Linked DNA regions of Homo sapiens: region 2 is linked to region 1. Evidence: chromatin contacts called from ENCODE Hi-C or POLR2A ChIA-PET data. All regions are on one chromosome and are shown on one strand. The core of a region is the stretch at or near the end of the contact, and the rest is flanking DNA. Distances in the headings are between cores, read along the strand shown. Region 1 overlaps MAPRE2 (microtubule associated protein RP/EB family member 2). Region 2 holds the start of MAPRE2 (microtubule associated protein RP/EB family member 2).

Region 1 (3,109 bases), core at 243-2,742:
CTTATTGATCGCCCATATATATGAGATACATATCTATATATGTATCTCATATATACATGTATATATATATCTTATTGGTGTCAAAAAAAGTCTCACAGCACTTTTCCAGAAATGCAACACAATCTGTGGAAAAACACATCAAGCCAGATTGGGTTCTGCCACAAACAGCTACTCAAATTGCCCATCTGATTTCCTCACAGGCCAAGGAACTATTATACAGAGATGCCTATATCACTGAGGGATTTAGTTACAACTTTTCACTTTCCATAATCTTATTTGGTACTGATGAAAGGTTAGAAGAAAAGCACAACAACCTCAATTAATTGGACACATCCATGTGATCATACTCTTCATGATGTGAATCATTACAGGTAAATGATTTGTAAAAAAGCTTATTATCTCAAGCTAGTATCAACAAAGAATGGGAAGGCAGGAAACAGAAAACTATGTTGGCCTTTGGATCTGAGCCTTCTCATCTTGAATGAACAGTGACATGTCGTCACACTCTGCTAAGCCAACAGTATTCTTATGTGCAAAACGTCAGTGTTGGACTGATCTCTGGTCTCTAAAATTAGATGATTTTCTAATTCTCAGTCTGTCACCAAGTTCTCTTTTAAGGGATACTTGATATTTCTGCTAATTAGGAGACAATGATGCTCATCTTCATATGACCAAGATGTTTGCCAGTGCTCTTGCTTCTAGCCATCACTGGCTTTTGTCATAGTTAATATAAGAGGAGACTTACTAATAACACTGCTGCCTCTGGTGGAATATTCCTGGGGGCACACACACCCTTTCCAGATTCAGTTCTGGTGACCCTATCTTCCATGTACTTCTCTTTGAGATCTTGACATTAACAAACTCAGTAACATAGCCATATTTTCTATCCAGTAGTTGAATATTAGCAATGAAAAATCTCCTTCATATTAGATTGTTCATACGCAATAATCATAAAGTCATCCCAGCTTTATTTTGGCATTCAGCTCATCATTCCTTGAACTGATGTTCCTGCAGAACTGCAACTATTACCTAAGCCCAAACCTCGTGTTGAAGGAAGCATTCCCCTTTGGGAAATCAGGGCTTTACTAAAGAGGAAAGTGAGGCTGCAAAATACAAGGTTACATATTTCCAGCACATCAGCAGAAATCTCTCTACCTACAGAAATACATGCTGTAAGGAGTTTAATGGCAATTGTGAAATAATGCTTTGAAATATTAACATTTTAAAGGAATTTAAAATCCCAAAGTTCAACTGTATCATTCTAATCTAACAAAAATCTGATTAAATTAGTAGTAGCTTTTTGTTGTTTTCATAGGCATCCTTCACATTCCTGGCATGGAGGAGCAGCTTGAAAGCTTCAGTTACCACAGTATTATTTCAGTCTGTTAAGGGGAACTTTGGACACTGTTTACCTTACCTGCCCCGAGCCACAAATGCCAAAATAAAGATCAAGAGTTCAGAAATCCGGTTTCAACTGAGATTGCTCCCTTGAATTCCCATGGTCCTCAGCTGAGCTTCCTGCTTCTCTCCACTACCTGACATTGTCAGAAGCTTTTTATTCCTATTGTAAATAAGTCCAAAGACAAGTAGCTTTCAAACTGATCCCATGTAGAGGAAAAGGAGTAATAGCCAGCAGGAAGATTTCAACTCCTACAGACACAGAGGCGGCTTATGTGAACTGAAGAGAGTGCTGAAAAGCACCCCATCTTTTCCCTTGAACACACAGAATAAACTGTTGAAGGACATTTTCATCTCTTTTCTTGTACAGGAAAAGAAATAAGCTAGTAATAATCATTCAGGCAGAGAGGCAGATTTTTAAGAGCATCAGCAGATTAATTAAAAGGCCTTGTCAAATCATGTGATTGGTCTTTTATCTGATAAATGCCCTCAGTTTTTCATTAATTCATATGATCTTAAAACCTTTTTAAGAATCTTATAGGCCTGCACCAAACTGCAGTTAAAGGTGCCAGTATCCTCTGTTTATAACCTGCTTTCAACAAGAACCAAGAATACTTTTTTAAAAAGTAATGTTATTTTATTTATTATTTTTTTTTGAGATGGAGTCTCACTCTGTCACCCAGGCTGGAGTGCAGTGGCACAATCTTGCCTCACTGCAACCTCCACCTCCCAGATTCAAGTGATTCTCCTGCCTCAGCCTCCCAAGTAGCTGGGATTACAGGTGTGTGCCACCACACCGGACTAATTTTTGTATTTTTAGTAGAGACAGGGTTTCACCAAAAAGTAATGTAATGTTTAAATCTGAATTTATTAAGAAGCCTGCAGAACTACATTAAATGTTAGGCCTGCTGTAGAGAAAATTGATCAGATATTAATATTACTGTAACAAATTGATTTTAAAAGTGCTTCTTCATAGAAACATCATGGAAGAATAAAGAGTATTTTCTACTATCTTTCAAAAGGAAATTTCAATGGAGTAAAAACCTATATAACAAATAGCCCTTGATTAAGATTTAGGTATCAACATTTTTATTAAAAAGTAAATTTTAGAAAATAGAGATTTTACTGGCAAGTAAAATATCTCATTGGTTTCAGATTTCTTTTCGTCTGCTGATTAATGGTGCAGTGGCCAGCGCTCAGTTTCATGCCTAGATTCTAACACCAGTGATTTCTTGTAGGATAATGTGCTCATCAAATTTTACCAAAATAAGGTGTCTGACTTGGTAAAATATGATTTGGCTTCTCCAGAGGAGCCAAGAAGGAAGAAGTAGGAGAGGCACTGGGAGCACAGGGCAGGAATGGTGTGCAGGACAAAATGTCACTGGCTTCCAGGGAGGCTGATACTGAAACTGGCAGTGCGATGTCTCACAGGCTAGAGTCTGAGAGTGGAGCTAAAGTTAGAATTTGACATTCCAGATAGAGGAGCAAAGGGGACATAAAAAGCTTTTACTACAAATGAAAAACAAGTTCGAAAGTTACATATGAAACCCATTCTGAAGAAGTCAGTTTTCTCATTAGGGTCATGAAAATAGAAAGTTTCATAAAGCTCTAATATCATGGGATATAGCTTCTCCACATGTGCACTCACGTATTCTCACACACTTGTATTACCCTTCTACTTTAATGGACAAAAAGGTGCTTTATTTTTTAA
Region 2 (3,109 bases), core at 359-2,858, 43 kb after region 1:
TTGGTGACCTCATGGGCACAGCCAAAATTAACTCCAAGTATTTATGTAACTGCCAGAGATGACAGGGCAAAGGTTGCTTATAATTTTTTTTTTTTTGAGTCAACAAATACTGCATTTCTTTGGCCAAAGAGAAAGGAAGTAGGGTACTTTCTGGTTCTATTTTGTGATATGCAACATTTACACACACAATATTCTACCCATAATACCATCTGAATGTTTAGATGACGGCTCTAAAAAGGAAAAAAAGAGTTATTTCCTGTTGCTCATCAGCTGAGAGGATGCGCTTTAGAGGTATGTGTGCTCTGCCTCAAAGCAAAAGCATTGTTAGCGTTTATCAAGGTAACATTTAAAAATAACTACCCCAGTACAAAAGAACTTCAGAGGAAATATGACCGAAGCTATCAGTCTCCCTTCAAGTCTGGCCTTGAGCTGCATAAGACTCTAGCTGCATTCTCCATTACATTGTTATCCTTATCAAACAATGCAAACAATTTTAATGAGCTTATCTACTGGAACATATTGCCAGATATGTTAATGTAAAAATGATGCCAACCGTACAGGCCAACTCATTAATCAAAAGGCTCACAATACAATGACCAAGATCAGTCCCATCCTCAAAACAGACCTCAGCAAAAGACCAGGAATCACCTTCCTACTGTAAATAAGAAGGAAAGGCTCCCCCACCCAAGCGGTGGCCATAAACTCCTTAGAAAATGCATAACAGCGCCCAGTTTTTTTCAAGTCCTTTGCAGTCCAGTCTCTTTCTAATAAACCTAGGGTTCTATGGAGAAAATTTTGGTGAATGTCTGACACTATCACCTCTGCTGTCAATCCCTGCACCAATCAGCGAGCAGAATTCTTACAAAGCTCCATCAATCTGGCGGTTTAACATCACAGACTGCAGCTTAATCTAGAGGATTCCATCTTTCCTGCACACTCTCCAGGTTAAGCGCAAACGTTTTTCTCCCCACCCTCCCGTTTTCTGCCTTTTGGCACTGCTACCTAATGGCTCCTTTAAAATCTAAAAGGGAAGGAGGAAAGGAAGTGCTACTGCCTGTCTCCCTTTGGACAGCGGGGGAAAACAGCATGCATTTTTATCAGTGTGGAAGGAAAGAGATGGAGGGAGACCCCTCGAAGGCAGCAAACCTATTCACAAAATGCTTTCCATCTGCAGTCGCGGAGCCTCAATGCAAACCCAACATGACACATGGAAACAGATACCAAATAATCACAACCGCCTTCACAAATGCATGCCTGCAGCAGGGGTCGCAGGCAGTGTCTGCTCCATTATATAACGGGCTGGATTTCCGCGCGCCCTCACGGCGGTCCCCGGCGCTGCTCTCGTGCCAGCCCCATTACCTGTAGGAACGCTCCCCGCGCACTGTGTGCTTCCGGAAAGGAATGATGGTCCCGTTATTATCCTGGATGATGTCGTTGTTGTTCTCGCCATTTGGGGACAGGGTTTGGGTCGGCCCAGGCATTGGCGCACTCCCGAGAAGGGGAACAAACCGCTGTGGGCTGGCTGGTGAGGAAGGTGGCTGCGTCTTCCCGCTCGCTCGCCTGCTCCGCACGGACCGTGCCTGCCGCCTGCTCGCTCACTGCCTTCTCCCAGCTCTCGCTCGCGCCCCGCCCTCCTGCGGCCCCGCCCTCTGGCAGCTGACGTCAGAGCGCCGGCAGCAGCACCCTGGTCACGTGGCCAGCCTGTTGCCATGGCAACCCGCTAACTCATCACCTCGCCTCAATTCGCACAGGGTCGCGGCGTGACCACGCCAGCAGCTCCAGGCAGGCACCGGGGCAGGCCTACATCTGGCATGTAAAACCCCAGGCCACCCTGCAGCCCCCCTCGCAGACTCGCCTTGTCTGAAAACCAGCTCTTCCTCTAACCATTTCCTTTCCGACCCGTGCTGCCACTGCAGCTGTGTACACAAAAGAACGATTCATGCAAAGGGGTGTGGGAGACCCTTTAACTCCTTCAATACCAAGTTTTTATGCCATGACAATTAAACTTGGTCAGGTTTCAGAAAAACCTAAAAAGGACCTGGTGGCCAGCTTGTAGAAAAGGTATCAGACTAAGGTTAAAATTTCTGCCTTTCTCCCTTTCTCCAAATAGCAGCAACCATCTCCCCAAAAACAAGCCAAAAAGCTAAAAACCTACAAGGAAGCTGTATTTCCTTCTAATCAATGTAGCCTTTAATAATGTGAGGATTAAAGATGGCAAATTAAGAGATCATCTGTACAAAGGAATCCCCAAAGAGGGTTTTTCTTTTAAAAAAAGATAACCACCATTTTACCAGTTACCCAAAACCCTCCAATTCAAATTCTTTATGCTGCCTCCTGATACAGATCATTAATTCATTGACATTTATTCTATTTCCATTTGAATTACAAAAGTGATCACCTCACTTAGTATTTGAAAGTGCTTAACATTCAAGCTGTTCTATATCCTTGCAATACCGCTTTCAAATATATTGGCTATGTGACAGATACTATTATTATTCCCATTTTAAAGATGAGTAAACTAGTAAGATTAAGTAAACTGCTTAAGGTCACACAGCTAGGAGTGGTGAACTGGAGCTTCCAAGTGACATGGTTTTATCAATGTGACTGGACAGTAATGATCTGTAATGTGAGCTCAATAAATATTATAAATCAAGGTAAGAATCAAGTACTTCCAAGATGACTGTTGTGAAAAGATAACTGTGAACAGAATTGCTAGCACTGTGCAGTCTACGGATTAGATTATAAACTGAAAAGACCCTGCATATGTTCAGTACTGTCCTCCAGAGAGGAGAGATTTTTTTTTTATTATTATTTTTTAGAGGCAGAGTCTCGCTCTGTCACCCAGGCTGGAGTGCAGTGGCGCAATCTCAGCTCACTGCAACCTCCGCCTCCTGGGTTCTAGTAATTCTCCTGCCTCAGCCTCCTGAGTAGGTGGGATAACAGGCGCACGCCGCCACACCCAGCTAATTTTTGTATTTTAGTAGAGACAGGGTTTCACCGAGTTGCTCAGGCTGGTCTTGAACTCCTGAGCTCAGGCAGTCCACCCGCCCCAAAGTGCTAGGATTACAGGCATGAGCCACCACGCCCAGCCAGGAGAGATTTTGAAGGA

The links. A loop is a pair of places that touch in the nucleus more often than their neighbours do. ChIA-PET counts read pairs that join two places held with the same protein, here RNA polymerase II (POLR2A). Pooled maps may share reads with other maps.
Region 2: a loop to region 1 is called in a map of heart right ventricle, with 10 times the contacts of the local background. The contact joins the promoter of MAPRE2 here to the enhancer-like site in region 1. A Hi-C loop is called at or near these places in 24 of 168 maps with a recorded cell type or tissue (B cell, CD4-positive, alpha-beta T cell, CD4-positive, alpha-beta memory T cell and 14 more), 13 of 37 single-sample maps with no recorded cell type and 24 of 50 pooled maps. POLR2A ChIA-PET finds 5 or more read pairs at or near these places in 14 of 52 experiments (CD4-positive, alpha-beta T cell, CD8-positive, alpha-beta T cell, GM12878 and 10 more).

Annotation. Positions count from the first base shown.
Region 1 is chr18:35,083,219-35,086,327 of GRCh38, reverse strand. The region is part of intron 2 of MAPRE2 (microtubule associated protein RP/EB family member 2); the gene reads right to left. Among named protein-coding and RNA genes, the nearest start is that of MAPRE2, 43 kb to the right of the region's middle. Within about 2 kb of position 1,492, at least 7 of the 41 ENCODE cell types and tissues checked have a DNase peak (open chromatin) inside an H3K27ac peak, as active enhancers do; they include gastrocnemius medialis, heart right ventricle and psoas muscle, where a contact is called at or near this core.
Region 2 is chr18:35,039,912-35,043,020 of GRCh38, reverse strand. MAPRE2 (microtubule associated protein RP/EB family member 2) reads right to left here and starts at 1,608. Exons shown (of 7, transcript NM_014268.4): 1 at 1,360-1,608. The coding sequence starts at 1,481. RefSeq lists an enhancer at 1,499-1,648.